Regions from separate parts of the Homo sapiens genome. Here region 1 is linked to region 2. The links are chromatin loops, found by intact Hi-C in ENCODE. Cell type or tissue: sigmoid colon. All regions are shown on one strand. Links, peaks and the distances in the headings refer to the core of each region. The heading gives the core; the rest is flanking DNA.

Evidence for each region. A loop is a pair of places that touch in the nucleus more often than their neighbours do. Peaks named below come from ENCODE experiments on the same cell type or tissue, not always from the same donor. Only the 100,000 strongest peaks of a DNase experiment are listed, where the experiment ranks them.
Region 1: a loop joins it to region 2, with 5 times the contacts of the local background. A loop is called at or near these places in 3 of 110 quality-filtered maps.

What each region holds. Positions count from the first base shown.
Region 1 is chr6:63,500,991-63,517,609 of GRCh38, forward strand. It overlaps a transcript of LGSN not described here and a transcript of PTP4A1 not described here. Among named protein-coding and RNA genes, the nearest start is that of PTP4A1, 63 kb to the right of the region's middle. RefSeq lists an enhancer at 3,688-3,827. In sigmoid colon, for the core only: no CTCF peak of the experiment used is centred there; DNase peaks (open chromatin) are centred at 8,851 and 9,301; H3K27ac peaks cover 240 bases.
Region 2 is chr6:63,626,390-63,643,008 of GRCh38, forward strand. It overlaps PHF3 (PHD finger protein 3), which reads left to right and starts at 9,413. Exons shown (of 16, transcript NM_001370348.2): 1 at 9,413-9,761. RefSeq lists enhancers at 8,101-8,638, 9,170-9,990 and silencers at 9,208-9,567, 10,008-10,187. In sigmoid colon, for the core only: no CTCF peak of the experiment used is centred there; DNase peaks (open chromatin) are centred at 9,372, 9,792 and 10,472; H3K4me3 peaks cover 3,066 bases; H3K27ac peaks cover 1,760 bases.

The sequences.
Region 1 (16,619 bases), core at 5,336-13,335, 120 kb before region 2:
AGTGTTGGGATTACAGGCGTGAGCCACTGTGCCTGACTGACAGGTTATTTCAAATCTGTGAGGGCTTTGCTTTTTTAAAAAAGGAAAAAATGAGAGGAAGACTGGGCCTGGTGGCTCATGCCTATAGTCCCAGCACTTTGGGAGGCTGAGGCGGGTGGATCACCTGAGATCAGGAGTTCGAGACTACCCTGGCCAAAATGGTGAAACCCCGTCTCTATTAAAAATACAAAAAATTAGCCAGGCGTAGTGTAGTCCCAGCTACTGGGGATGTTGAGGCAGGGGAATTGCTTGAACCCAGGAGGCGGAGGTTGCAGTGAGCCGAGATTGTACCATTGCACTCTAGCCTGGGCGACAAGAACAAAACTTCGTCTCAAAAAAAAAAAAAAAATTAGAGGAGAAGCCATTGTCACTACCCCTTGCCTTTTCTTGTCTTCATTATAGAAGTGATGCATAGAGCTATGGCATCTATTTTGAGACTATAAAGCAACAAATAAATATGCTATGTATGGCTGAATATAAAAATAAAAACAAACTGCATCCTTGATGAACTTACGGAGTCATTAGACAACAGCCCTGAAACCAGCTGCTGTCTAATGTGAAAAAAAAAAAGCGCTTGTTGTTTAAGTAATTGTTGGATTTTTTCCATTATTTGCAGCTAAAAGCACTCCTAACAAATATAACAAAGTAGTGACATGACCATATTTTTCAAGAAAATGCTTCTTAAGGGAGATCCTGCTGTTCTTGGATCTTTTAAGAAGATCCTAGGGCTATATGTAGAATTAGATCACTAACAGAACATTACTGTAAATGTTCTTTCTTTTATAGAGATGGGGTCTCATTCTGTTGCCCAGGCTAGAGTGCAGTGGCACGATCACAGGTAACTGCATCCTCAAACTCCCAGTTTAAGCAATCCTCCCACCTCAGCCTCCCAAGTCACTGGGACTATAGGCACACACCACCACATCCAGCTATTTTCTTTTCAGTTTTGTATAGAAGACAGGGTCTTGCTGTGTTGCCCAGGCTGGTCTTGAACTCCTGGGCTCAAGTGATTTTCCCACTTTGGCCTCCCAAAATGTTGGGATTACAGGCATGAGTCCCTGTGCCTGGCCCAGTGTAAGTTTTCTATGATGAGTACAGTTTGGGTTGCAAATTCATAATCACACAGACATCAGATTCAGAGGGAGCCTTAACCACCTCAAGATAAGAGGAAATACTTTGGAAATACTTCAGAACCTTTTCTCCTTAGATTGAGTTAACTATCTATTAGAGAAGTGTTGTCTCTTCTGAGAAAAAGCAGAGGGTGAAGTCTAGGATAATCACCACATCATAATCCATTCAGTCTTTTCCTTATGCCAACTGCTTACCTGCTAGGGCAATAATTCTCAAAGTGCTTCTGTAATAAAGGTTAAGATACCTGATATACTATGACTCATTCTATTTTACATAATTTCTGTGAGAATGAACAGGGAAAAAATGGTAGGGAAAAAAATGAGCCTTCATTTTCACCACCAAAAAAGTGCATTAAAAAGAAAGTTAATATAATATATTAAGTCTGTTGATAGAGGGTTATACCTGATGATCGTTCAGGATAATGATACAGATGGAATGTGACAAGCAATTAGGTCTTCACTTTTTCTTTAATATGATTTATCAAGATACTCTTCCCACATAAAAGTCATCAATGTTGCTGAACCTTCTAAAAGAGAAAAACGAGTAAATCCTGAAATTTGGATCCTATTAAATCTCATCTGACTAAGCTCTCTGTACAATTCTCACTTCTGGGAGGATTCAAGTCAAATCAAGTTTCGTAGCTTTGAAATTTCATCCCTCTGCATGCAATACTACAGACTTAGCCAGAAAAGTTGTGAGATCTGAATAATAAGGAGCAAGTAGTAATTAGAAAATAATTCCAGCTAGAAGACGATCTATGCTCTATGCTCATCAGTAAGAATCTATGAATTAATTAATCAATCGATGTCAGATATTTTTTTAAATACCTATCACCTAATTTATATTTTTTGCCATAAGAAAATTCTCAAAAATATATTTTCTAATTTTTTTGTTCAATGTTATCTTCTTTTTTCCAGTTTCCACTTTTCTTCTCTATAAAATTATTGTATTCATCATGAGTAAATTTTTTTCTGCAGGCTTTAAAAAAATGTTTAAATAATCAACTATGACATTACTTCTAGCTATGGTCTCATACTGTTTACCTTGTAGCTATAAAGTCCATTTTTCTTTAAACTGCCTAATTTGTAAGATATAACTTATGAATGAGTCAGAGTTCTATAGATACAGACAACAGAAAGAGGCTCTAGTTCATTTATGGAAAGGAAACTTACTGAAATATATCAGACTTCATCGCCTGGAAGTAAGGCTAGAGAACCAGACTTTGAAATGTGCTGATCCAAGGTATTCGCAGTGGTCCAGGATCTGGAGATCACAAGAATGGCTTCACGTTGACAAAATCCAGGACTCGCCCCGGAATAGATTAATCCTCTCTTTAATCCTCTACCCAAGATTTAAATTCCAGAGAGTAGGTGTCTGATTGGCCTGGTTTCAACCATATATTCAGACTTGGGCTAAGAAAGTATAGGTCTGCTGAGTAAAAGTCCACCAGGCTGAATCCAAAATGGTAACAAGGCCAGGCACAGCGGCTCATGCCTGTAATCCCAGCACTCTGGGAGGGCGAGGCTGGTGGATTGCTTGAGCCCAGGAGTTTGAGACCAGCCTGGGCAACATGGTGAAACCCCGCCTCTACTAAAAATACAAAAAATTAGCCGGGGACAGTGGCACCTGCCTCTAGTCTCAGCTACTCAGGAGGCTGAGGTGGGAGAATCACCAGAGCCTGAGGGGTCAAGGCTGCAGTGAGCCAAGATCACCCCACTGCACTCCAGCCTGGACAACCAGAGTGAGACCCTGTCTCAAAAAAACCAAAACAACAACAACAATGACAAATATATAAAAATTTATATGCAAATAGTAACAACAATAATAATAAAATTATAATTCCCTCTAAAAGAAATGTGATGTTATTAGGAAAGAGAAATGAATGCTGAACAGTCACACATTAAAGATGCTCAATACACCATCCTTAACCATTTTTTTTATAAATACCTCACCTATTTTCAACCCATATTTAATAAAATAAAAATCTTTTTTTTTGAAACAGAGTTTTGTTCTTGTCACTCAGGCTGGAGTGCAGTGGCGATCTCGGCTCACTGAAGCCTCTTCCTCCCTGGTTCAAGCGATTCTTTTTTTTTTTTTTTGAGACAGAGTCTCGCTCTGTTGCCCAGGCTGGAGTGCAGTGGTGCAATCTCGGCTCACTGCAAGCTCCGCCTCCCACGTTCACACCATTCTCCTGCCTCAGCCTCCCGAGTAACTGAGACTACAGGTGCCCACCACCACGCCCAGCTAATTTTTTGTATTTTAGTAGAGACAGGATTTCACAGTGTTAGCCAGGCTGGTCTCGAACTCCTGACCTAGTGATCCACCAGCCTTGGCCTCCCAAAGTGCTGGGATTACAGGCGTGAGCCACTGCACCCAGCCTCAAGTGATTCTTGTGCCTCAGCCTCCCGAGTAGCTGGGATTACAGGCGTGCACCACCATGCCCGTCTAATTTTTTGAATTTTTAATAGAGACAGGGTTTTGCCACGTTGCTGAGGCTGATCTCAAATTCCTGTCCTCATGTGATCCACCCACCTCGGTGTCCCAAAGTGCTGGGATTACAGGTGTGAGCCACCACACTCAGCTGAAAATCATTTTTTATGACCATTCTGAAAACCCAAGAAGCTCCTTATCAATGCTTGATAATTGCAGTCACTGAAATACAGAAAGGACTAAGTGGATTTTATTCAAGCTGAGAGTTCAGAGTAGTGAAAAGCTCTTAGTGGTTCTTTAAGAATTTTCTCCCCATTTCTGAGTGGCAATACCATCAGCTGGCCTGATGAGAAAGTGGTTTGTCACACATTCTTTTGAGTCATAGTGAAAGGCATGATGGTGTCACCTAAAATTAGTAGATTAGCTATGCTTCATTTCTCATCTACACCAGGAACTGGTAAGGTTATCACCATGACCATGGCATTCCTTTTCTTCTTTATTGTCCTATATTGGCTAGAAAGCCCACCTCATCCTACATTTTGACCTTCCCTCTGCTTCCTCATTCCTGTTAGTAACTTGCTTTTTTTTTTTTTAACGTTATTGATATCTCCTCATCCACCCCCATTTTCTATCAAGCATTATAAAGTGAAGCCAAGGAATTATATGCTTTTCCTCATCTCTTTAGTTAAGAAATTCTAAAGTAAAGCCGGGCGTAGTGTCTCACATCTGTAATCCCAGCACTTTGGGAGGCTGAGGTGGGTGGATCACCTTGAGGTCAGGAGTTCAAGGCCAGCCTGGTCAACATAGTGAAACCCCGTCTCTACTAAAAATACAAAAATTAGCCAGGTGTGGCGGCACATACCTGTAGTCCCAGCTACTCGGGAGGATGAGGCAGGAAAATTTCTTGAACCCAGGAGGTGGAGGTTGCAGTGAGCCAAGAGCAGGACAGAGCAAGAATCTGTCAAAAAAAAAAAAAAAGAAAGAAAGAAAGAAAGAAAGAAAGAAAGAAAGAAAGAAAGAAAGAAAGAAAGAAAGAAAGAAAGAAATTCTGGCATTCTTTTTTGTTTTGTTTTGTTTTGTTTTGTTTTGTTTTTTGTTTCGCTCTGTCGCCCAGGCCAAAGTGCAATGGCACAGTCTCGGCTCACTGCAACCTCTTCCTTCCGAGTTCAAGCAATTCTTCTGCCTCAACCTCCCAAGTAGCTGGGACTATAGGTGTGCACCACCACGCCCGGCTAATTTTTGTATTTTTAGTCAAGACAGGGTTTCACCATAGTGGCCAGTCTGGTCTCAAACTCCTGACCGTCCACCTCATCCTCCCAAAGTGCTGGGATTACAGGCATGAGCCACTGCGCCCAGCCGTCATATTTTATTTGTAATGGGACACAGGGTATCTTCGAAGTCCTTAAAAAGAGATGTGCCAAATGTTAAACTGAGGGAGGCAGTTTTCAGTTGTTTAACTTTAGACTCATCAGGAGTAGAGTGGAAGAAATACTTTGAAAGTTATTTACATTCTTTGCTTAGGTTTTTGACATAGTGAATGGTATCTAGAAAAAGTCAAATTCAATCTTTTGGGTAGTTTTAAATAAAATAAAAATTTTGATTACATATTGATTTTTCTCATGGAAAGGAGATAAGTTCTTCTTGTTGTTGTTGGTGGTGGTGGTGTTGTTGTTGTTGTTGTTGTTGTTGTTTGAGACAAGTCTCGCACTGTCACCCAGGCTGGAGTGCAATGGTGGGATCTCGGATCTCTGCAACCTCCACCTCCCAGGTTCAAGTGATTCTCCTGCCTCAGCCTCCCAAGTAGCTGGGATTACAGGTGCCCACCACCACGCCCGGCTAATTTTTTGTGTTTTTAGCAGAGACGAGGTTTCACTGTGTTGGCCAGGCTGGTCTCGAACTCCTGACCTCGTGATCCACCCTCCTTGGCCTCCCAAAGTGCTGGGATTACAGGCATGAGCCACTGTGCCCAGCTCTTCTTGTTTTGTTGATGACACAATTTCCTTATTCATTCTGTTCACAAACAGGTTTCTATCTCTGATTGCTAACCCAGTTATTTTATAAATGGTTAACCTAGTAGAAGGATTTTAAGAGAACGGGCATACATGAAAGTTATCAAAAATAATTTGAACAAGCTTCTCTTCATTTTCTTCCCAAAATAAGAAAAATGGTCATAAAAACAGCTTGAGCTACCACTGAACATATATTGTTGCTCTGGTAAAGCATGTGTAATTTGGTTAGGGAGTCTGGTTTGCCCACAAATATCTCACTGAACATCTCAGAGAAGTTGATTTCCCTCAAAACAGAGCCTGAGACAAAAGTTCACGTGACACTATCTTACTAGTATCCCTGCAATCCCAGGGAAGCAGGAGTGAGGGAGTAGAAGAATGAGGAAGGGAAGATGGGAGAGCCAATATGAGGATGCCTTACCCCGACAAACCAGCCAAGACATTCCCACCTTCCCCAGGGTCCCCATGTATCTATACAAAGTACATTTCTCTCTCCATACCAAGTGAATGACCATTCGCACTACTCATAACATTGCCTGCCTGGAGAGAGGATTTCTTTTCACAACTGTCCCTCCGTCCTTGAGTGGAACTATAATGTGGTGGCAATTTACTTTCCACTATCGCTAATGTACTGTGAGAATTCATGTGTAAACTGGGCCAAGTTATTTCTTATTCCATCACTTAGTCAGAAGGGGGCACTTACTCCCCTCCCTTCATGAGGCCCAAGTGTGAGTTAAGGGAGGGTTATTGGTGCTACAGAGACAGATGACCTGAAAGTTTGAGATACATGTGCATATAATTCATTCATACCTTTTGAATATGGTCAAGCTGGATGCATATGTTTCATTTATATCATAAGTCTAATGATACACCCATCCAAACTTATCACTTACTGTATCTGATAACATCCTGATGAGTAGATCTAGTTGCATAGTCACCTGGTGTTCCACAATCAGGAACAGTTTCTATTAGAATCCAGTAAAATATCCAAAGCCAGTTTTCATATGAGACCATTCTTGTTATCAGCAGTTCCTGGACCTCATAAGTTGTATTGGCTCTGTTCATTTCAAAGCCTGATTCTTCATCCTTTCTGCCAAACAATGAGTACCTGAATTATCCCAGTAAATTTCCTTTATTTAGGTTAAGCAGAGCCTGTTTTTGTTTCTTACAGCCAAAGAACCCTGCTTCATAAAAATGGTATACTGTTCAGACAGGTTGATGGTAGTTCTGTCATTAATGCAAACTGAATTATGCATTTTTGTATAACATGTTATCTTCATGACATTATTGATCTACTAGAGCAAAAACATAAGAAACTGTTGAGTTTTCCATCATGCCCAAGAGACAAAAAAAAGCAACTTGGGTCTCTCAGCTCCATAGTCAAGCAAAGTAAAATACCACCACACTATTTATACCTAGTTGGATCCTAATTTTCCTTCTTTGGTTATTTCACAACCAATTCATGGTTAACTGTTCAATGTTACACATTTAACTAGTTCAAGAGTAAAATCACATATCTTACTCCAGAAATTATGCCAACTTCATATAAAAGAAAAATCAACTTTTTGAATGCTTTTCTAAGAATTATATTTTTGTACCTACTTAGGAGGTTAGTTTAGGACATTAAAGCTGAAAAAATATCAATACCATTCTTAGGCTCATTTTCCTCAAAAACAACTTCCTAAAAACTGGTTATAGAGATAGCCAGATGGCTGAAGAACAAAGTAGTAGTAAGACTTTTGATTGCCTTCCCTTTTGAACATTTAAAATTTTGCATTATGTAAACAGATACCTAGCCAAAAAATAAAATTTTTTAAAACCACCAAAAAATAAGCTAAAAAGTTGTATGAATTTATGTATCTTTATATAGTAGAATAATAAACATACATTAAAAATTATACTCTTAGGAAACACTAAATGATAATGTATAGGGATGCACACACCATAGCAAAACTATAAAGAAAAATAAATGATTAAAAGTCATTAGGGTAATTCACTTCAGTAGGGAGGGAGATGGTTATGTTATAAGAGTATTTCTGGCTGGGCACGGTGGCTCACGCCTATAATCCCAGCATTTTGGGAGGCCGAGGCAGGTGGATCATGTGAGGTCAGGAGTTCGAGACCAGCCTGACCAACTTGGCGAAATCCTGCCTCTACTAAAAAAACAAAAAAATTAGGCGGGCGTGGTGGTGCATGCCTGTAATCCCAGCTACTCAGGAGGCTGAGGCAGGAGAATCGCTTGAACCCAGGAGGTGGAGGTTGCAGTGAGCCGAGATTGGGCCATTGCACTCCAGCCTGGGCAACAAGAGCAAAACTCTGTCTCAAAAAAGAAAAAAAAAAAAAAAAGAGTATTTCTGGGGTGACTGAGTGAGGTGATAGTTACAGGTGTTCACCTTATAATAATTATTTATATAGTTTATTTGTATTCATATTATATTTAACAATATAAAATTTTGTAATAAAGGAAAAAAATTTTCTTTTTTTTTTTGAGTCAGTCTCGCTCTGTTGCCCAGGCTGGAGTACACTGGCACGATCTCAGCTCACTGCAACCTCCACCCCCTAGGTTCAAGCGATTCTTGAGGTTCAGCCTCCTGAGTAGCTGGGATTACAGGCGCACACCACCACTTCTGGCTAATTTTTGCAGTTTTAGTAGAGACAGGGTTTCACCATGTTGGCCAGGCTGGTCTCGAACTCCTGACCTCAGGTGATCCGCCTGCCTTGGCCTCTCAAAGTGCTAGGATTACAGGCATGAGCCACCACGCCTGGCCAAAAATACTATTTTTTAAGGATTTTTTTTAATAAAATGGGAAAATGTTCACAATACAAAATTCAATGAAATCGAGGATACAAAGCTCTCTATGCAGTATAATCTCAATTAGGTGTGCGCATGTTGTATATTTGTAGAAATCGACATTAAAATAAATATATCAAATATTAATTATACCTTTTAGTTTTTGTATTATTTTATATAGCTGCCATAGTTTCTTAAATGTATGATATAATAATGTGTAAGATGAAAATTTCGTTATAAAGGATGAAGTGATAAACCTAGCTTATAGAGTAAATATTAAACCTTAACCGTTTCAGTTCCTATAAACATAGGCATTTAATACGTTATAACAGTAAAATTTTAGAGCTAGGGGAAATCATAAGAGATTGTCTTCACACATGCCTCTGTTTTACAAATGCAGAAACTAAACAGTAGATAGGCTAGCTGACTTGGCCAAGGCCCCGGGTTAGTCGCAGACCTGGGATGGGGCCAGGTTTAGCACAGTGTTTTGCCCTTCCTCCCACACTGATAGTGCCTTGTATGGAGGTAGAACAGAAAGCCCTGCTCTTTAGGGAAAGTTTCACTAACTTTTCAAAACATGAGTATGTGATAATTATAATTAAGGACTATCACAAATGAAGTGTAAATTTATAAATGTAACCATCTAATAAAGCTTCGGTTAAAATTAATATTGGGGCAAGTTTATTTTTGAATTTTTTAAAGATAGAAAGAAACAACAACAAACCCTTGAGTTTCCAGAAGAACTGCCTGTATTCATTCATTTAACATACTAAAAGCAGCTTGTGACTGCCATAAAGTATGTCATTGCCGCCTTCAGTACTAAAAAAGTGGTCCAGTATATGAGGCAACTGCTCTAAATCATGCTTGTTTGGACAGGCTGTTTCTTAGTTCCACCTCATCTGCACTTTAGCCCCACTCTGTGCTGTGTAGACCCAAGCGATTTGCACAAACACCACATGATCCCAAAGGTACTTTCCCAGGGAGAAGGAAAAAAAACATAAAAGTTAAACTAACCCTTGTAAGTTCTAGTTACCACTTAATCTTTCTATGGTTTGACTACCTTTCTTTTTTTTTTTTTTTTTTTAGTTTTTTAAACACTTCAAGTCATAACTCCTCAGTATTTAATATTTAGATTTTTTTCCCCTTATTCTATTCCCCCAGAGTTAATCTCTTCTCCCCACTTTCGTTCAATATCTATTATGTGCCAGGCACCATCTTCAGTGTCAGGAATACAGAAATAAGCAAAACATGTTCTCTTCCTTCAAGAAGCGAATTTTTTTTTTTTTTTTTTTTTTTTTTTTGTTGAGACAGAGTCTCGCTCTGTCACCCAGGCTGGAGTGCAGTGACACAATCTCGGCTCACTGTAACCTCTGCCTCCTGGATTCAAGTGATTCTCCTGCCTCAGCCTCCTGAGTAGCTGGGACAACAGGCGCATGTCACCATACCTGGCTAATTTTTGTATTTTCAGTGGAGACAGGATTTCACTATGTTGGCCAGGGCTGGTCTTAAACTCTTGACCTCAGGTGATCATCCTGCCTCTGCCTCTCAAAGTGCTGGAATTACAGGCATGAGCCACCGCTCCCGGTCAAGATGCGAATTATTTAGAGGAGCAGCTAGACAGATAAGCTAATGATGGCAATAAAATGTGCTTGGTAGAATAAGGAGATCAATGGTGCTATGCTCATGGCACCTATTACTCTAGGAGTAACAATCAGGGCACTTAACACAAGTGCCTGGTTCTACATTCCCACCTCTTCCTGCAACACGCTATATCTATAAGATGATAAGATGAGCCCAATGGAAGCCCTACAAATCCTGATCCCTACTCTAGGTCAAGCTTATACAAGTAAATAGATTTCTTTTTTTTTTTTTTTTTTTTTTTTGAGATGGAGTTTCACTCTTGTAGCCCAGGCTGAAGTGCAGTGGTGCAATCTCAGCTCACTGAAACCTCCGCCTCCTATGTTCAAGCGATTCTTCTGCCTCAGCCTCCGGAGTAGCTGGGATTACAGGCATGCACCACCACGCCCAGCTAATTTTTGTACTTCATTAGTAGAGACAGGGTTTCACCATGCTGGTTAGGCTGGTCTTGAACTCCTGACCTCAGGTGATCCACCCACCTTGGCCTCCCAAAGTGCTGGGATTACAGGCATGAGCCACCGCACCCAGCCTCAAGTGAATTCTTAAAATGTAGCTTTGAGAATTTGAAATCATTACCTGGGCATTTTTAAAATTTTGACAGTTTATAGTTTACCTAGATGTTTTGGATTATAGACCCCCAAATCTAACGTATTAAAATTTTTTCTGAAACAGAGCTTATTATTTTATGGTTTTGAATTGTCCCTCAGAATCAAAATTGGAAAATATTTTTACTGTGTAATTTTTCTTATGCTTCTTACTGAGAAAATGACTCTCCAAATCTGAAGATGATGAAAAATACACATTGGGATTTGTTACTACTTATGTGTACACATTTGAAAGACAGTTTAAATCCACATACTATTTATGATGTTCTTGGCTGCAAGTAATTAAAAAAATTAATAATTCCCTAGCAAGCAGATGCAGATTGAAAAAATTAAAAGTGGTGAAACTGTAAGGATACTTATTTTACTATATGGCAAGAAGTATGGAGGTAGTTCTGCTCCTGGACTGGCTCAGTCGTCATTAAGGACTCAAGTTCTTTCCTTCGCTCCATGTTCTTTTTTTTTTTCTTTTTGAGACAAAGTCTTGCTCTGTTGCCCAGGCTGGAGTGCAGTGGTGTGATCTCGGCTCACCGCAACCTCTGCCTCCTGGGTTCAAGCGATTCTCCTGCCTCAGCCTCCCGAGTAGCTGGGATTACAGGCATGTGCCACAGCTGCCAGCTAGTTTTTGTATTTTTATTAGAGGCAGGGTTTTGCCATGTTGACCAGGCTGGTCTGGAACTCCTGGCCTTAAGTGATCTACCTGCCTCGGCCTCCCAAAGTGCTGGGATTACAGGCATGAGCCATGGAGCCAGCCTCATGCTCTCATTCTTTGCGTGGTGGCTTAGTCCTCAAGCCTTATCCTTCATTGCTGCAAAGTGGCTGGGGCATATCTTGACATCACATGAAGACCTAGAATCATTATCTTCCATGCCCCACTTTTTATTTAATGGGGAATATTTTTCCTGAAGTCCCCACAGAATTAGCTCCGTTGGCCACAGTTGCCTCTCATACCCAGGCATAAGTCATTCATTGTGCAAAGGGTATGAGACTACCATGATTAGCTTAGATCAATTAAGATAGGCTTTTATGAGACTGCAGAGGGGTCTATCTTCCCTCAGATAACATGTTGAAGGATAAACATATCTGAGATTTTGTTAGTATGGAAAAAGCAGTGTAAGGCAAATAGTTTCAGGGAAATTATACTCAAACTAAAAATTCAGTGTAAAATAAATACAACAACTTTACTACCCACAAGTTTTGGTATGATGCTTAGAATCTGATCTAAAATCCACTCACTCTATTCTTTCAGCAAACATTCTTTGATCACTTATTACACGTTGGGCACTGTTCTCCGTACTAAAGCAGAGAACAAGACAGATACGTATTTGTATTGGGAATGCTTTCAGCAGCAACTGACAGAATAGGAAATTAAAAGTGGCCAAACCATAGGGACATTCAGTGTTTGCCCAGAGAAATTTAGAGGGAGGCAATCCCTAGTCCATCTCCTCTGAAATATAACCAAGAGTCCAGGTTCTTTCTTCTCTGGGTCCTTAACGTGCTGACTTTTGTCTTTATTCTTTTCACTTCATTGTTCCATAGCTGTCATAGTTCTAAATACCTCATCTACTTTCAAACGAGAAAGAAATGGTAAAGGACACTTTTTTCTTATTATTGTCCCTTTTGCAAAGATTTAAAAACCTCCAGAAGCCTCCTATGCAGATTGCCATGAAATCTCATTGGCAGGATTGTGTGCCACACTGGTCTTCTCAAAAGCAAAGGAGTCTAGGAAGGTAATTATCCAACAAAGTGTTATGGAGCCACACACACTGCTGCCCCAGATAAAATGGGGATTTTTTTTTTTATAAGGGGAGCCATGGATAATGGTTACCCAATTACAATGTTTGCCGTAGTCCCCTTTTCCTGGAATTAATTCTCTGGCCACTTCTTGGAAAAGTAATAATAAATTAGGAGTACTTTTCATACTCTAGTTTTAAAATTATGTGTGAGGAATTTGTAGTGGTTCTTAATGTTGTTTTTGCACATTCAACTAGAAAAGCAATTGGCCAGGTGTGGTAGCTCACACCTGTAATCCCAGCACTTTGAGAGGCCAAGGCAGGTGGATCATCTGAGGTCAGGAATTGGAGACCAGCCTGACCAAGATGGTGAAACCCCGTCTCTACTAAAAATACAAAAATTAGCTGGGTGTGGAGGCGGGTGCCTGTAATCCCAGCTGCTCGCGGGGCTGAGGCAGGAGAATTGCTTAAACCTAGGAGGCAGAGGTGTCCGTGAGCTGAGATCCTACCATTGCACTCCAGCCTGGGCAACAGAGCGAGACTTCATCTCAAAAAAAAAAAAAAAAAAAAAAAAAACACTGGAAAACAGACATTTTGCCTTTATTCCAATGTGGCTTTAGAATTTTTCATAAGGAATATGTATTAAGATATTACTTATATAAATACAAATGAATAATATATAAAATAATTAGCGAAAAATCTGTTAAAGACTAATAATCTGTGTTCTTCTGCCCACATCATTTGGTCCCTGGTCCTGTTCTTGCTCAATGTTTGCAAAGAACCAAAGGCACACTACAAATAAGTAGAAATCTCTGTTGTGCTCTGACCCTTGATCTGTTCTGTGATCACTGTTCCCTTTGGCTTTTTTTTGTTTTGTTTTGTTTTGAAACACAGACTCACTTTGTCACTCAGGCTGGAATACAGTGGCACAATCTCGGCTCACTGCAACCTCTGCCTCCCGGGTTCAAGTGATCCTCCTGCCTCAGATCCCTGAACAGCTGGGACTACAGCCATGCACCACCATGCCAAGCTAATTTTTGTATTTTTAGTGGAGATGGGGTTTCACCATGTTGGTCAGGCTGGTCTTGAACTCCTGACCCCAAGTGTCCGCCCACCTCGGCCTCCCGAAGTGCTGGAATTACGGGCATGAGCCACCGCACCCAGCCCTCTTTGACGTTTTATCATATATTTTTTCATTTGGAAGTGACTTTTCTGTAAGTTGTCACAACAATGAAATGTCTATTGACTTCTAAGCAAACCCTCAAATCATTAAACCTTGTCATTAACCACTCTATGTCCCCAGTGTTGTTGTGGTTTGTTAAGTAAAGAACTTCTGTTGAACAAGTGCTTTTTGTTTGTTTGTTTGTCTGGGTCTTGCTCAGTCACCTAGAGTACAGTGGTGCAATCACAGCTCACTACAGCCTCAACCTCCTGGGCTCCAGTGATCCTCCCACTTCAGCCTTCCTAGTAGCTGGGACCCCAGGCACCAGGCACCACACCAAGCTAATTTTTTTTTTATTTTATGTAGTGACAGGGTCTCACCATGTTGCCCAGGCTGGTCTCAAACTCCTGGATGAAAGGGTACCTCCTACCTTGACCTCCCAAAGTGCTAGAATTACAGGCATGAGCCACTGTGCCGAGCCTTGCTTGTTTGTTTTTTGAGACAAGGTATTACTCTGTCACCAAGGCTGGAGTACAGTGGCATGATCATAGCTTACTGCAACCTTGAACTCCTGCCCTCAAACCATCCTCCTGCCTCAGCCTCCTGAGTAGCCAGGACTACAGGCAAGCATCACCATGCCTGGCTTGAGCAACTGATATATATCATTTATCTTAATCACCTTTCTAAAAAGTTTTTTTGTTTGTTTGTTTGTTTGTTTGTTTGTTTTGAGACAGAATTTCGCTTTGTCACCCAGGCTAGCGTGCAATGGTGAGATCTCAGCTCACTGCAACCTCCGCCTCCCAGGCTCAAGCAATTCTCCTGCCTCAGCTTCCCGTGTAGCTGGGATTACAGGCACCCACCACCATGTCCAACTAATTTTGTATTTTTAGTAGGGATGGGGTTTCACCATGTTGGCCAGATTGGTCTCAAACTTCTGACCTCAGGAGACCTGCCTGCCTCAGCCTCCCAAAGTGCTGAGATTATAGGCGTGAGCCACCCCACCTGGCCTCTAAAAAATATTGATAAATTTACAGAAGTTATTTAAAATGTTGAAAATTGTAAGCAACATAGCAATCTTGAGTTGACATGTATAAAGCATGGTATTTACTTTTTTATTGATTTATTAATTCATATTCTCATTTTCTCCCTCGGTGCTAGAAAGCAAAGAGCTAGTCAGGCATGAGAATGATTAAAAACCCTTGTGAGCTAGGAAGAGAGAAGAATCTAAACAAAAACGAACCTAAGGAAAAGAACAACAAATTAGGCTTTGTGAAATGGAAGGAAGAAAGGAAAGGGAAAGGAAGGGAGGCCTAGTTCATAATGTGTTATATGATTTAGATTTTTACACAAGTAAGATATTAAAGAATTACAAGTTAACCATCTAAATGTAATACTTTCCAAATAACTTAGAAGTAACATAGTCTGATTTATTCTAAGATGTGCTATCATTTATCTTGAAAAATTTTCAGTAGAAAAATGATCATAATTTACTGGATTTTTCCTACAGTAAATCATTTATTTTTATTTATTCTTATTGGCTCTATTGAAAACTGTGTCCCTTTATTACCTTGTTGAAAATCTAAACCATCAATAGAACAGCAAAGCATATTTTAATGAAGTTAAAACCTGTTGCAACCCTAAGCAAGTAGAAGATTGAAAATAAGACTTTAATCTGTACACCAGGCAATTCTCTAAACCTGTCACTAAATTTTTTGAATCCACCTATCCAAAAGGTCAGCAAAAGTAAAGGCTTCATTGCACAAGTTGATACCAGTACTGTGCCCTTTGCCAAGAATGCTTGGGAAAATAAAGGATTCCATTGTTTCAACAGATTGACCTGGCAACTTAGTCCAGAAATGTTTTCTTTAGACTAATTTAGCAGAAGAGATGAATAAAGTCAAACAACTGTTTTACGGTAGAAGCACTTCAAAGTAGTGCTTGAGAGCTCTGAAGTTTGAATGATCTAGCTTTGAATCTTGACTCCACCAGCTGTGAGCTCTTAGTAAGTCCATTTAACTTCTTATGACTCAATTTTTCCATTTGTAAGTTGGGCATGAGGGCACTCAAACATGGCATACTGCTGGCTGTCTCTTAATACTCATTCTTCTCATCTTTCAAAGCAACAGAATCTTAGTTCTTAGCAGGACACACAGGTGAGTGGAAAAAAATCTCTTTTACAACTAGGTGTGGCCATCTGAGTTTTGGGATATATGTGGCAATGGCATGTGCTACTTCTGGGAAGTATTCTTAAAGAAAGGGGTAGGACTTCCTCTTCCTTCTTCCTACAGCTAGAATATGGACATGAAGGCAGAAGCTCCAACAGTTTCCTCTGTGGATGAGGTGACCTTGGAATTGGAAGCTATATGTGCCAGAGGTATTAGACAGAAAGAGATTGAGTCTCTGCCACCGTATCATATCAACCCCAAACTGACTCTTCTGGATTTCTTGAATAGGCAAGAGAAATAAACCATTGACCGAAGCCATTGTTTTGGGATATTTATTTCTCTGTCTGCCAAACCTAATTCTAATTAATAATACTACCACAAAGAAAGGTTTTAAGAATTAAATGAGATTATGTGCTAGCTACATAGTAAGTGTGCAATACATCATGCTTATTATTACTATTATATTATTATTAAACAAGGATAATATTATGGTCTAACTATTCAGAAAAATAAAATATATCTGGAAAGTCTTACCTTTCAGACCAGTGGCATTAAAGAACTATAAGGGTGCCTATCAAAGAATAGAGTTTCTCCTGAGAAGCAATTTTTGATGTATTAGAATAAATTACCTGCAATAAAGAAAAGAGGTCAAACAGACCTGGAATAGCTCCTAATCCCCATGGTAACCACATATTTTCTTACACCAAGTGTTGCCTAATGTTCTTAGTCTGAAGGACTCTGAATTTTAAAAAGAAATTTAAAATGGAAAATAAAGGTATGCACACATGATGCCCCGTAAAGTGAAACCATTTAAATGGTGAAAGATCTCCTGATGATAACCTCAATTAACAACAATAGCACTATGAACAAAAGAAACAATTTTGTAAAGGGAAATACACTCTAAAAACTCAAAACAAGGACC
Region 2 (16,619 bases), core at 4,933-12,932:
AAGAAGTAGTTCATGAAAAAATATTAAATGTGGGCCGGGCCCGGTGGCTCACACCTGTAATCCCAGCACTTTGCGATGCCGAGGCAGGCGGATCACAAGGTGAAGAGATTGAGACCATCCTGGCCAACATGGTGAAACCTCGCTCTACTAAAAATACAAAAATTAGCTGGGCGTGGTGACCACTCCTGTAGTCCCAGCTACTCAGGAGGCTGAGGCAGGAGAATCCCTTGAACCCAGGAGGTGCAGGTTGCAGTGAGCCAAGATTGCACCACTGCACTCCAGCCTGGCGATAGAGCGAGACTCCATCTCAAATAAATAAATAAGCACATGTGAAAGCAACGATTTTCTAATTTTACTTTTTATTGTGAAATTTTAAAAACATACATAAAAGCAGAGTGAGAACAGTATTATAAGCCCTCTTGTACCCATCTCCTAGTATTTATAATTATTAGCATTTTGTCATTCTTCTTTCATCTAGCCTCCATCCATTAATTTTAATCTTAATTATTTTTTCTGGAGTTTTTAAAATAAAATTCTAGATAACAGACAGTTTCACCTATATGAGTGTCCACAAGAATTTCTAAAAAACAAGGGATTTTTAGAAAACATAGCTCAATACAGTTATCACACTAAACAAAAATTTCTAAAGGCCTTAAATATTTAGTCTGTTCAATTTTCTCCAATTGCCTTAAAATGTCTTTACGTTTCAGTTATTAGTTTGTTCAGTTGCTTACTAGTCTGTTCAAACCAGAATCCAAAGAAAATCCACATACTGTATTTGTTTCATGTGTTTTTTAAGTCTCTTTTAATCAATAATATTTCACCTTCCCTTTCTAGTTTTTTTTTAAATGTCATTAATCTATTGAAGAAACTGGGTCATTTGACTTTCAGAAATTTCCACCTTCTGAATTTCCCTGATGGCATATGCATAGCGAAGGGCACAACAATCTTAAGACCTTTTCTGAAAATAATCAGAAACATCTTCTTGAAGCAGTACACAAAACTTTGTATCATAAGCTTTTCTTTAAATATGTATCAAAAGTATTGGCTGGGCATGGTGGCTCATGCACGTAATCCATGTAATTGCAGCACTTTAGGAGGCTGAGGCGGGTGGGCGAGTCACCTGAGGTTAAGAGTTCAAGACCAGCCTGGCCAACATGGCGAAACCAAGTCTCTACTAATAATACAAAAATTAGCCCAGCGTGCATGGTGGCATGCACCTGTAATCCCAGCTATCCGGAGGTGGAGGTTGCAGTGAGCCAAGATCGTGCCACTGCACTCCAGCCTGGGGGACAGAGTCAAACTGTGTCTATAAATAAATAAATAAATAAATAAATAAAGTATAATCAGGAAGGACTATCTTGTCTGGCCTCACATGCATGATTGTGTCAGCTTCCAGAGATCACCTGAAGCAATTTCCTGGGTATAAGATTTCTGCTACATCCTCCTCTCAACCTCTACACGTTGCCATGCTCCACAGATCCATCTCAGCTCCTTTTATCCTTCTGTCTACATTTACTCCTCAGGTAATCTAATCTAGTCCTGTGGCTTTAAGTATCATCTAGTGTATGCTGACTGCTTGAAAAATTCATAACTTCAGCTCTACCATCACTCCTGAATTCTAAGCTTTTATATCCAACTATTCATTTTAAAGTCTCACTTGGATATCTCACAGATATTTCCAACATAAAATTTGTGAAATGCCTACCACAGAATCATTGTACCCCTGCACCCTAATCTGCTCCCACACCAATCTTCTCCAAATCCAGCAAATAATACCATCTTTCATCCTGTTACTTAGATGCCAAATCTTGAACTTCTTAACTTCTTTCTCCTTAGTCCCGCATCTAATCCATTAGTATACCTTGCCAGTTCTACTTACAAAAGATAGTCTGGCTGTGTTTAAATCTCCTTCAATCCTATTATTACCACACTGGTCCATGCAACACTATTTTTCTCAGCCTCTTGGATTTCTACAATGGAATATCTGTTATTTTCGCTTTTATAGGCATTCAACCATAATTGTTCACTCTTGTTTGGCTGAAATTCATTTTCCTTAAAGTAGTTTGAGCAATGTGTAAGACAAATCAAAGAATAGAAAACAAAGATGTAGTAGAGTGGATTAACAAAGCTGAAAATGATTTAAAATGATAACAAAATAGACAAACCTTTGGTAAAATTATTCAAACAAAATTGTAGAAAGCAGAACCTTAGAAAAATGAGGAAAAAAATGTTGATAAAGCTATAAATAAATACAAAGGACCTGAAAAAGTAAGAGAATAATAAAAATAAAAAGTTTGTGCTACTAAATAGGAAAATGTAGACATTATGAACAATTTCCTAGGAAACTATAACAACTAATTAGACTCAAGAGAAAACAGAAAATATGAGTAGGTTTATTGAAAATCATACAATGGGATACTACTTCACACCTAATGAGATATAAATAATCAAAGAGTCAGATAATAACAAGTGTTGGAGAGGAAGTGGAGAAATTAGAACCTGTATACATTACTGTTTAGGAATGTAAAATGGTACAGCTGCTTTGAAAGACAGTTTGGCAATTCTTAAAACTGTTAAACATAGGCCAGGCATGGTTGCTCACGCCTATATTCCCAGCACTTTGGGAGGCTGAGGCAGGTGGATTGCTTGATGCCAGGAGTTCCAGGTGGCCAGACCAGCGAGGCCAACATGGTGAGACCCCATCTCTACTAAAAATACAAAAATTATCCAGGCATGGTGGTGCACACCTGTAATCCCAGCTACTTGGGGGGCTGAGGCACGAGAATTGCTTGAACCCAGGAGGCGGAGTTTGCAGTGAACTGAGATTGTGCCACTACACTCCAGCTTAGGTGACAGAGCAAGACTCTGTCTCAAAAAAAAAAAAAAAAATTGCTAGACATAAAGCTGTCATAAGACCCAGAAATTTCATTTCTAAGTATAACCACAAGAGAAGTGAAAGTGTATGTCCACACAGAAGCTTGTATATGTTTATGTCGCATTATTCATAAAGGCCAAAAAGTAGGAACAACCCAAATGTCCATCAATGTCAGTGGATTAAAATTGTGGTATACCCATACAATAAAATATTATTGGTAATAAAAAGAAGTGCAGTACTGATGCTCGCTATAACATGAACAAACCTTGAACACATTAAAGCTAAGTAAAAGAAGTCAGTCACAAGAGACCACGTTATATGATTCCATTTGTAAGAAGTGTCCAGAATAGACAAATCCAGAGACAATTAATGACATATTAGTGGTTGCCTAGGGCTGGTGAGGGAATAAAGCATGGGTGGTAACGACCAAAAGGTATGGAATATTTTTGGCACTATGAAAATGATCTAAAATTGACTGTGGTGATGGTTGTACAATTCTGTGCTAAATGCACTAAATATACTAAAAAAGTACCAAAAAATCATTGAGTGGTACACTTTAAATGGGCAAATTATATGGTATGTGAATTATATCTTAATAACAACTGTTACCAAAAAAATCAGATGTCACTTTTTGCTTTTAACACTCCCACAGCTTCTCATTTTATTTACAGTAGATTCTAAACATCTTGCCTTGTTCTTGCTAATCTCTCATCTTTCTGTCTTGCACCCTATACTCCAGTCAGACTAGCCTTCTTTCTGCTTCTAGAACCTCCCAAATGTGTTACTACTATAGTATCTTGGAATTAGCCTTTTCTTCTTCTAGAATGTTCTTATCATATGACTTCCCTGGTTGTCTGCTATCACACAATTTCACCTTTTCAACTCCCAGCACCTCCTCTAGTTTGAGGAAATCCTCATTTCTGGCCCTCCCTTCCAATCTTTCCAATATGTCTTCTGAATTCCAATTTGTGATCAACCAAGTTTTCTACATATTTGTATTGGCGGGACTTCCTGAAAAAAATGTCCTTGTAGAGCCTGGACCCTCCAAGCAAATTTTACATTTTCTTGAGGCTTTCTCTCTCTGTAGACATTAAGTTGTACACAAGATTTTACAACTTTTTTCTTCTGTTATAGTTGGAATTTAAACACAAATTACAAACAAGTTATTGGCTTTTAGTGAAATAATCTGAAAGGCTTATGAGTGGGCACCTAGCTCAGGAATGCTAGCATGGTCCCTTTTGAGAAAAGGCATGGTTCTATTTAGCCCCATAAGAAGCAGGTCCCCTAACCCTCATTCCAAAGGCAGCCTTGCCTAATGGACATGCATTCTGCTCTTGCTCCAATTTACTGTGCTTGCAGTTCAAGTTGCTTCTCCACCTTTGGACTGGTTGATGCAGCATCTTGGGAAACCACAAACTTCAGGGGACACTTAACCTTTAGTCTTCTGCCTGGAGTAGGGAGAGCTATAACATTTGCTGTGTTTTTAAACTAAAGACCCTTCCTTTTGCTTCTCTACTTTCTGGGCCTAGGAGCATGCAACATAAACTTGCTTTCAATCGTATCTTGTGATTCTAATTCTGAATGTGCTCAGAGTACAAATGATTGCTCTAGCAACTGGGAAACCAGTCTTTAGTCAGATAAAAGTTGTATTTCACTATCCCATATCAGGTGCCCTTCACCTCTTTGTTGTAACTGAAGTCTGGTAGATTCATTTTGAGGTAATTTTTGTACGTGGTTTGAGGTGGGGGTTCCACTCCATTCTTTTGTAGGTGGCTGATCAGTGGTTCCCAGGACCATGTGTTGAAAAGACTATTCTTTCCCCATTGTATTCTTGGCACTCTTGTCAAAAGTCTTTTGAAAATAGACACATGGTTTTATTTCTAAACTTTCAATTCTATTCCATTGATGTATATGTCTATCTTTATGCCAGTACCACACTGTCTTGATTACTGTTACTTCATTATAAGTGTTGAAATCAGGAAGTGTGTGTCCTCCACCTTTCCACTTCTTTTTCAATATTGTTTTGGCTATTCTGGGTTGTTTCTTTATATGTATAGCTTTCCTTTTGTGTACATATAAAAAACACACATTTTTTTCCTGTTATGCTGCTTAAATGTTTTATATTTTTGTTGGAATTTATTTTCCCTACTGTACTCTACTGATGATTGCTGTTTATGGGAAAGCCATTATTTTTTTCACTGATTTTTAAATAGTACCAAGGCAACTCTTTACTGCTAGCAGTTGTTTTGTTGATTCTCTGTTAGGCAGTTTTTATTATATGCAAATAATGGTCTTTTGTGTCCTTTCTTTTTTTATAGCTACTATTTCTTTTCTTGCCTTTTAGTATTGGCAAATATTGAATAATGGTGGTGATAGTGGCAGCCTTGTGTAACCCTGGTTTGAGTGGAGATGCGTCTATCTTTCCACCATTAAGTGTGATGGTGCATTGAACTGCATCTTTAAGGGATGCAGGAACAATTCAGATAAAGTGAGAGGAGGAATTATGAGGCTTTTGGGGTCATTTGGGAGGGGGCATTCCTGTCAGAAGGAGCAGCATGAGCAAAAACTTTAGGTTGAGGGACATTGTGTGGATGTGTGTAGAAAACAGTAAGTAATTAGGTATTGTTGTATCATAAGTTAAAAAGCAGGAAACAGGGAGAGAAGAGACTGAAGAGTTGGCAAGGACCAATCCTAAAGGGCCTTGATTACATTAAGAAGTTTGGATTTTATTTTTATTTTTATTTTTCGAGATGGAGTCTCACTTTGTCACCAAGGCTGGAGTGCAGTGGTGTGATCTTGGCTCACTGCAACCGCCACCTCCTGGGTTCAAGCAATTCTCCTGTCTCAGCCTCCTGAGTAGCTGGGATCACAGGCACGCACCACCATGCTTGGCTAAGTTTTGTATTTTTAGTAGAGACAAGGTTTTCCCATGTTGGCCAGGCTGGTCTCAAACTCTTGACCTCAGGTGATCTACCTGCCTCAGCCTCCCAAAGTGCTGGGATCACAGGCGTGAGCCACCGCGCCCCCCCTGGATTTTATTCTTTATATTTTGGAGAACTATGAAAAGATTTCAAGTAGGGAGGTAATATTGTCACTGAGGGACAACATCACAGATAGTTTCTTTGTTAAAAGAATTTTGATTATTTTCATGGCTGCAACATGTTCAATTCAGATAATGAATCATTTGTAGTTCCTGAAACACACCAAGCTCTCTGGTACTTCTTTGACCTTGAGGACATCCCTTTTGTCAGAAATGCCCCCATACCCACTCCAGGCCAGATAAAACACGAATATGGGTCTTTTGCATCAACTGCTGTCACACCAGGCTGAATCCTAATTATCTACTGCCACTCTTCTGAGTTCTTTGAGGGCAGGAACAATACCATTTATTTCTGAAACCTATTGGGGTGCATAACGGAATAAATGAATAAACAAATGAGCAAATGAAGTGTGTTGGCAGGGAGAGTAATGCAGAGGAGCTTAGAGAGATAAGGTCACAAAGACGGTTAATCACAGAGTTAGTTAAAAATCTGATGCCTCAGGTCTCTCTCTGCTCTTTTCCTGTGCCTTAACGTTGCTGAAGTTTACAAAGGTGCTTTATAGCTTGTGCAGTCCTGATGCACGGAAAAGCTTTATTTTATTGTTTGACCCAGCCTTCCTAGGCACCACCCCCTGAACAGAGGTAAGCTATGGAAATTTTAACCTCCCGGTGGGGCTTGCACTTCTTTTCACCCACTGTTTACTGCTGAAAGCCTGAGTAGCTATGGGCCATCTTTCCGGAGAAACTAGGAAAAAAAATGTGTGGAAGGCAGCAAGCCCACGATGTAAGAAAAAGTGTTGTAACTTAAGCCTCCAAGTTCAATGATGATCTCGGTAAAATGAGTTTGAGTTATTTTGTTTTTTGTCTCTGTCACTCTGATGCCCGGGCTGGAATGCAGTGGTGCCATCTCGGGTCACTGCAACCTCCACCTCCCAGGTTCAAGCCATTCTCCTGCCTCAGCCTCCAGAGTAGCTAGGATTACATGGGACTGCCACCATGCCTGGCTAATTTTTGTATTTTTAGTAGAGACGGCGTTTCACTATGTTGGCCAGGCTGGTCTCAAACTCCTGACCTCAGGTGATCCACCCGCCTTGGCCTCTCAAAGTGCTGGGATTACAGGCGTGAGCCACCGCACCCGGCTGAGTTTGAGATCTTTTGACCCCACTGTTTTGATTCTGTGTTTAAGCATACAAACATTTAAATCTATTCTAAATTAACACGAAAGTACATGTCTACAAAGTGTTTGCCAGAAAAAACTTCATTAAATAAATTTAATATTTTTATTGACTTTCTGCTCATAGGGGTTAATTCTTCCAATTTTTTTTTTCCATATTTAGTTTACTGATTACTGTAGGGACCAATGTTTCAGTGATGACAAGCATTTTTCATATCAAAATTGACTTTTGTGTCTACATTGTTTACTGTCTTCCATGGTCTTAATCTCTGCCAGGCTCAGTTTTCTTGGGTCAATGTTTTGCAAGATCCAAATTTTATCACTTTTCCTTCTTTGATAATTTTTTAGTTAAATACAAATACACTGTCAGTTTTAGTCATTATCAATTACTCTGTCTTGTTTTCCTACCAAATTTAATTTTCCCAAGTTAATTTGGAGTTTTCAATGTTACTGATACAATCTGATCTTCCAATAAGTCCTGTGTGCAGTTATAGCTGTTGCCAGTATTATTATGCTGGTTCTTTCTTCTACTAACCTTTCTATGAATTGGGTATAAGATAAACAGTTCGTGTTTACATCTGGAAGCAAAAAGCAAAGACCATTAGTGGACAAATGTGAATCTGGGCACTTGGCTGGTTCAAAATAACAGAATCAAAACATCATGCCTATGGCAAGCTTGTTGACTTTTTAAGGATCAGAAATCTTTGCTTTGTAAATGTGACAGTCTTATGATTCTTACATTTTCTTTTAATCTCCATTTTGTTTTATCTTAAATTTATTAAAACTTCTCTGAGAAGGTAAGTTTTCCTCAGCCCTTCTAAGGGATTTTCCAGCTAGTGGTCTCCGTCATCAAGTTCTACTCTGTTGAATTCCTTCGGGGTTGGATTTTGTTTATAACAATAATTTTACTTTTTCTGAACGCCCTTTTAAAACGTCACACTGAGATCCACCAGAAGAGTAAGAATAACATTAGGCTTGTTTTTATAATTCATCCCAGACATCCCAAGTGAGAATTAAAAAAAAAAATTACTCATTTCTATTTTCCTTTCTCAAAAACACATTACAAAAAGATTGTAAAACAAAGTCTTGAGGGATTGATTAGTCAAGACAGGGGGTGAAACTCTTAAGAATCCAGTGGAATCAGGACAACCCAAACTTCCTTTGTAGAAGAGCATTTGCTATTAAGAGTGCTTAAAATATCAGAAGACTAGAGAGAGGAAAGAACAGATCTTCACCACATGCCTGTGACTTATTCTTCCACCCTGCACTAATCTTACAATGTGGGCTGCGGTTGGTCTAAAGCTTAAATCAACAAGTACTGTAAAGGTTTTAGAACAGTGCAGACCACACAGTAAGGTGCTCAGCAGGTACTGGCTGAATACTGTAATAGTCCCTGTAGATAAAAGCCACAAACCCTGTCCCTAAGTAGCTCCTTTTGGTTGGAGTGACTGACAAGCAACAATTACTTCACAGCGCTTATTAAGGGCTGAGATAGGGGTTAGCTCAAGTGTCTGTGGAAGCAGACCAGTGGGTCTCAAACTTTTTTTGTCTCTGGACCTCTACACAATATTTGTTACCACAAATAATGTATTTATGAAAAGCATATTTTCCAAATTAATAAAAGGGTGATATCTAAAATTTCTGCAGATTTCCTCAATGTCTGGCTTAATAGAAGATGGCTGGATTCTCTTATCTGTTTCTGCATTGAATCAGCTGCTATATGCTGTTTTGGTTGAAGGGTGGGAAGAAAATTTGGCCTTAGACACATGCTCCTGGCAAAGGAATGGAGGCTCTACTGAAAGGTCTTGGCGACCCCTCAGGGAAACCTGGGACCACATTCTGAAGACTGCTTACTGGATACCAAGAATGTTTCTTGGAGGTAGCAATTTGAGTCCTGAGGTAGATCAGCCATGTAGGGTGAGGGTAACGGAGGTAGTTAATGGTAAGGCTGCTGTGCCGAGCCAGCACAGATATTTGGGCAGAGGGCTCATCTACTCCATCCTATTCTACCATTCTTGAACTCACAGTCAATTAATAAAAAGTACCTGGGGTTGGGGAGCTGCGCATCAATATTATATTAACTGTGAAGCCTTAGTGCTTACTACGGTCGAGAAAAAGCGCTCCTCTGATTCGCCCCTCCCGGCGGCGCGGAGGTGTGAGCTAGAAGCCCGCAGGCGGTGCCGCGTCCTCCGAAGACAGGGAGGGGCGCGGCAACGCCGGGAAGCGCTGCAGCCCGGGGCCCCACGGAGGCGCGGCGCTCGAGGCCCTAAAGCGCGCAGGCGCGGCAGCGACGCAGGCCGCGGCCCCCGGAACGGTAAACAGTGGGGTCACGTGACACGGCCCCTCTCCAGCTCCCGCGCCGCCGCCGCACGCCGATGGCTGCGGGGTCTCGCGCCGTCGCACCGTCCCCACGCGGCAAGCGACCTTCGGGCTCAGGGCGGCGGCGGCTGCAACGAGGATTAGGAGGGCGGCGCGGAAGCCAAGAATAGTGTCGTCAGCAGCAGCCATTTGGTCCCAGGAGGAAAAGAGGCTGTGGCAGCGACGCCGACGTCCTGCGCGTACCCCCTCTCCGCGGCACCCACCGGGCCCCCTCCTCCTCCTCTTCGGCGGCGGCAGCGTCCACCATCTTCCTCTTGCTGCCAGTGGTAGCGCTCGTCTGGCGGAGCTGGGTGAGTTGCGGCTGTGGCCGCGGCCAGGGAGACGGGCAATCCTCCCCTCCCCCATCCCCTTCCACACGCACAGCGCCTCCGCGGGCCTCTCCGCCCCTCCCGCGGCGGACTCTCCGCGCTTTTCTCCCGCGCAGCCGAGAGATCGCCTCTCGGGCCTCTTGCGCAACGTCCTCGGCCTACCTGGGCCGCGCCGCTGGCGCCTGTGGACCATTTGGACCGCGGGCTGGGGAGGGAGTCGCAGCGACGCGGTCGCCAGGCGGAGGGTCGGGACCACGGCCTCTCTCCCGACCACTGGTACCCAGCCGTCTGCTGCGAGGGCGCCCCGCCGCCGCTGAGGCGCGGGCGCGCAGGCCCGAGGCACGGCGGGCGCTGCCTGGAAGGCCCGTCTCGCAGGCCCCCGGATCCGGCCGTTGGGGCCTCTTCCTTCTCAGGGAGCCCCAGCATGGAGCTTTGGGCCTTGGTTTCGGGAAACTGGGACTGGCCCTGGCTGCTAGGCTGCTCCCTGCTGCTGCTTTTTGGAGATGAGAGTTGCTCTTCCATTTATCCTCCAGTTACCGCGCGCTTTTGTGCCCGGGACTCAAACTGTGGACTCCTTTTGCTTAGTTTGAAATGAGAAGCCTAGACTCTTGCCTTCCGATAATACATGTAATTTAATGAACCACTTGTCGATACGTACGTGTTAATGGTGCTAAATAACTGATCACCTGACACGGGGGGCGGGGGCGGTGCGGAGAGTAGAAAGGAAGAGAATGTTGATATCGCGCACGGAGTCCTGTGTCCCTCCTTTCCCTCAGGATGTGTTGCCGGGTTAGGTGACCTTTTTCCATCTTTGGGCTTTTAAATGCCAATTCCTAGAGACTAGATTGGGGTGGTTATTAGTGCTTTCCAGTAGTCACGCGTAGAATATGTTCATGGATTAATGTTAAGTGGCAACACTGCTTTAATATTCTAGTCCTAATCTGCATTACATGTAGCGATATTTAATTTAAAAAGAATAATCGATTATTGAGGCTTCTCTAAATACTAACTTTACTATCTTATTTTAAGCTAAATTTAAAAACCAATGCAGTAAACTCTGTAGGGAGTACTTAAACAGTACGTTGTTGTATTTAGTTACTATTTTGGGGTCGAACTTGTCTTCCCTTTGACAAAATGATTGTTAAAGGCCTAACAAAACTACGCCTCCATTATTCATTTTTCGATTCCTGAATGAAGTGTTTGGAACTGTGAAAATATTTGTAGAAAAAGATGTATGTTTGTGTTAGAGCGACATGTTGAGTCAAAGCACCAGAAACTTTTCTATTGTAGCATACTTATGTTTTTGAATTTATAGCTCCCTTCCACAGCACAAAAAGGTGTTGTGTAAAGATTATTGTTATTTTAAATAGTAATTTTAAAGTTTAGTTATCACTTAGACCTTTTCCCCACTAATTTTTCTCTTCATTCATCTGTTTACTGGCTATATATTACCATAATGATTCTTTCCTTCATCATCGTCATTATCACTGTTATTATTATTTTACAATACATACTTCATTTTCTGGTGATAGTAGCAGAGTTTAGTGGCAGACTTTTAGGAGTGATGATTCCTCTGATTGAGCCACACAATCAGTCCCGAAACGGGCTACTTTTATGTAAAAAGATTACAACTTTAGATTTTAAGCTTTTTCAGATAGCTGTACTCGGTAATTTGTCAAAATGATAAAAATGAGCCAGTGATGGGACCAAAGTTTGCCTCTTATTTACATTTTTTATAGGTTCATTTATTGAAGAATAGAAAAATATAGTTTATTTTACTGCTTTTGCATACACGTGAATTATGCATTCTCTCTTGTTGGGATAGACTTCAGATAACTTTATCATGTTGATCTTATGGTATACTTATATGTTGCATAATCAGAAAAGTCACCTCTGAGAAGTGGTCTATGTAAATGTAGGTAAAAAATTGGTTTGGTCAGATGCACATTTCAAGATAGAAAAATCGAAAGGAATTTGTCTTTAATCATTTCAAACTATGTTATTAAAATTTAAATTTTATTGAGTATTGGAATCCACTAGGAAAGTTGACAGTCTTTGACTTATGTAATGTATTACTTATAAAAGTTGGGAGGCAGCAAGTGGCAATTTGGAGTATTGCAAAATCAAGAGCTTAGATTTTTTTCATAGTATAAGGCCTACTTGGAAAAACTGGTGAATGAAAATTATACATACAATTCTGTGTTTCAGTTACTGAAATAGATGATGTTTATCTTCCTTAACATGGTGGGATGGTGTTTGCTTTTTTGATACATTTTGCCTTCTTAAGATCCATTTAAATTTCTCATAAAATCCTTTTTACATATGTTTTTTCTGGAGATAATAACTTTTCTGTTTTTTAGTGAGATAATGAGATTTTTTGGTCAACATTTAGGTTTGTGTATTACCAATACATATTTCACCACACAGTGTCAAGGAGTTCAGGATTCTTAGGGTGCTGATTTCTAACAGTTTTTATTCATCCACATTTCAAGAATTCTTTCTGACAAGTGGCTGCTGGATTTTTTTCTTTTCTGGAAAAGTACATCTTGGGCTCTGTTTCTCTTATTTCTTCTTGGAGCACTCTCTCAGAATTCTGGAGTATCTTTTCAGAAGGATAGACACTTTTTCAACTATAAAAATTGCTTGGCAAACTGTTAGACATTTATGATACTGTTGCATTTTTGAGAACACAGTCAAAAAATATTCTTTAATTGTTGCCCTTTGATTACACATGGAAAGATATTGAGAGTATTGATGTGATTAAACATACATGAGACCCTGAGGCTGTTTCTATTCTCAGTAAAGATATTATAGTCTGGGAAACAAGATTCATTGACATCTGATGTTAATCAGTGTATTAGAGTTAAAGGGGAAAATATCAAGAGTTTTATGAGGAATTGCTATATGTGTGGACTTGACAATTATTGTCCTGCATAATGTGCTTAATTTAGACCATTTTTAATGGTATTTTAAAATTTTATGACTATTATACAGTGAAGAGTGGATATAGAGAAATAGTTCAGTAAAAATTTTAAGATATTTCCAGAAGTTTTAACCTGTTGGCATAATCTAACTTTATTAGACAGTTTCGAAGAGCGTGGTAGATTATACAGAAAGGCTGAACTTTAACATTTTAATTCGTTTGTAATTTGCATGAGCTGGGCACATGAAAGCATAAAGTTTTAGACTGAAAATAAATGGAAAAGTTTGTAGCTGATAAATTGCTTTTCCTCCAATGATGTTCATATGCATTGAGGCTTACATTTTGTTTTTTTTTAAATGTGTAGAGGGTGGCTAAGTGCATATTCCTGTTTTATTTTGGAAGAAGGATGAGTCACTTTTGTTTCTAGCATTTTTTAAGATTTCATTAATGATATATTAAAAGCATAAAAATTAATGTGTAGAGTGCATTATAGAGTGTAAAAGTGTAGGCTCAGGAATCACACTGAATGGGTTCAAATGTAGGAATATTGGGTATGTGACCTTGGGCAAATTATGTAATTATCTAGGTCTCAGTTTGCTCTAAAGAGAAAGGACTAATAATTGCACCTACCTTATAGGGTCGCTGTGAGGAACTAATGAGATAATGCATACGATACACAGGGCCTGGCATATAGTGTGTGCCAATTACACGTTAGCTTGGGTTGTTACTCCCTAGGCCATAGTTTTAATGATGAGCTAGGTCCACTACTTTGGTGGTTTATTCAAATTCCTAATGCTTATAATGTCAGTTATGATATAATGCCAATATAGTTGTAAACTTTGAAGTTAACTCTTTCTTGTTACTGTTGGCTACTGTAATTCTGTGTTTGCCAGTTTCAACATCTTCAGATCCTTTCCTAGGGACTTAGGTCTGCTTTGGTCTTAGTTGTCTTTGTGCAGCAGACACTTTGATATCTTCTTTTTACCAGATACATTTAGAAAAGTTATGATCCTTGCTTTCTATAATGATGTCTTGCCAATAGATTCTAACTAACGAAACTGAACCAGATTTGAAGTGGGGGTGTAGAGTAGATGACTAGGTTGAATTGCTTTGTAGAATGATACTTTGTAGTATTGTGTCATACCACATGGCCTAACCACTTATTAATTTTTGACTCTGTCCTCGAAGGATGGATAACCCATGATTCATCTTTAGTGTTGTTATATCATAGTAGTTAAGAACTGACCTTAGTGTAATGCAGAGTGGATCTGAGTCCTGGCTCTGTCACTTATTTATTTTGTAATATTGGGTGTAACTTTGCTAAACTTTAGCCCCTCTCTTGTAAATTGGGGATGATAGTACCTGCCTAATGGTTTGGTTGTGAGGATTAAATGGCATGATGCATTTAATTTGTTTAGCACAATGCCTTGCACACAGTAAATATCCAGTGAGTTTAACCTTACAAACACATAGGGCAGTTGTAAGCACATTGACTCTTAAATGAAATTTTCTGGGTTCAGATTTTAGCTCTGTTCTTCCTGTAGGAGATAGCTTAAACAAACAAACAAACAAAACCAAACAACTTTTAGTTCCATCACCTACTATGGCAAATTATTTAAACTCTTTGATCCTAATTTCATTTTATTTCAATTTTTATATAATCAGGATAATAATATAAGGTTGTTTTGAGGATTAAATGAATTAAAAAATGTAGAGCAGAATTTCTTAAACTTGACTGTTGACATTTTTGGCTGGATAATTTTTTGTGTGTGTGTGGGGCTGTCCTAGTGCATTATAGTATGTTTACTAGATGCAAATAGTACCCTTTCCAGTTGTGATGGCCAAAAATGTCTCTAGACATGGCAAATGTTCTCTGCATGGGCATACTCACCTCTGATTGAGAATTATAGATACAAAGCATGTAGAACAATGCCTGTCTTGAAGTTTGAGCACAAGAAGTTTTGTTTTATCATTACTGGTGGTAGTTTGTTCTTCTACTGCTACTGCCTATTAGGAATTTGTTTTTGGTAAGCATGCCTGATGAAATTGCTTATTTTAAACGATGGTATGGGGGCTGAAGGCATCAAGTGTGCTCCACTTTTAAGACCTTTGTACTTCTGGGTCTTTGTCTGGATTGCTCTTTGGCATTTATGCATTGATCACTACCTCACTTGAGATTTTGGTTCAAATGTTACGCTGTGAGGCCTTCACTTACTATCATACATAGACCAATCCCCCATCACCACCACCATCACTATTGCCTTGTATAACTTTTCTTGAGCGATATTAGTCTCCTGATAAATTTTTGCTCCCCTCACACCACCCCCCTACACACACACCCACAGACACAAATGTAGACTACGTGAGAGACAACTTCATCTTAGTATATAACCTCTTTGGCCTTTGATAGCTTTAGTGATTTATTGTTAGGTGTGTATGTGTGTGTGTGTGTGTGTGTGTGTGTGTGTGTGTGTGTGTTTTAGGAAATAATAGGATAGAATTCATAGGTTTACTTTGAAGGTGTTTTAAAGTGAGTTTTTGTAAAGTGTAATTTTTTTTTTTCGAGACGGAGTTTTGTTTTTGTCTTCCAGGCTGGAGTGCAATGGTGTGATCTTGGCTCACTGCAACCTCTGCTTCCCAGGTTCAAGCTATTCTCCCACCTCAGCCTCGGATTACAGGCATGCACCACCACACTCAGCTAATCTTTTTTGTTTTTAGTAGAGACGGGGTTTCGTCATATTGGTCAGGCTGGTCTCGAACTCCTAACCTCAGGTGATCTGCCCGCCTCGTCCTCCCAAAGTGCTGGGATTACAGGTGTGAGCCATGGCGCCCGGCCTAAAGTGAAATTTTTTTTTGCTGTTGACACTTTCTAAATCTCATCTTTTTGCGTTCTATTAATACTTGAAACACTTGAAAAGCAATTAGGCTATTTTGTTAGTATAAACTAAACCTGACTTCAGTATAATTCTCTGAGAATTACAGATGAAACATATTTTAAAGCAGGAAATATCTTCGGACTCAGATTAAATTTTATTTGACAAATTAGTACCAATTATTTTTAGTTGTATTCTGAGTCTTTATAAATGGTCCATCAGGACCAAACTCAGCCATTCATAATTAAGACATGCTGTTCCCTTTGCCTAGAATATCCTCTGGACCATTAGGATCCAGCTTACACATCATCACCTGCCTAGCCTTTGTTAGCTTCCAGAGTTTCACCTTCCTCTGTGAAGCCCTTCAATACGGCATTTAGCATTTTGTTGTGATGTTTATATGTGTTGTATTTGCTTATATGTTTATGTCATTTTGAATTGTGAGTTTTTCGACTTTCAGATGGGTTCATTTCACTAGACTTAAAATGCTTTGTAGTAGATGCTTAACACATGTATGAGTAAATGAATAATTTTGAATTATGCAGATTATTCACTTATATACTTAGCTGCATATATTCTGTTGTCTGTAAAAATGAATTTACCCAGAAACAATTTCTGACTTTAACATGTATATTCCCAAATTACCAATACGGATTTAATTGGATATACACGTATCATCAGCCATTTAAAATACACCCTATATAGGCTTATTATGTTTTAATTATTTAGAATGCCAGTAGATGGGCTTCCTATGTTTTATTAAATTTAGAATGCCAAATATAGGAAAGCATTTAAGTAAAATTTTAGTGTAAGAAACAGGAATTTGTTTAAATTAGACAATTTGTTTAATTAACAAAGATACTAAATTGGCTCCTAATTTTCCCCCTTAATTAGATCTGATTATCTGTTAGCCACATTACTAGGTATCCCAGAATATTCTTAGATTAGTTTTTTTAAGACTTTATTTTGTAATAATTTTATATTTATAGAAAAGTTGCAAAGGGTGTGTAGTGTTTGTATATACTCTTATCTAGTTTCCCTGAT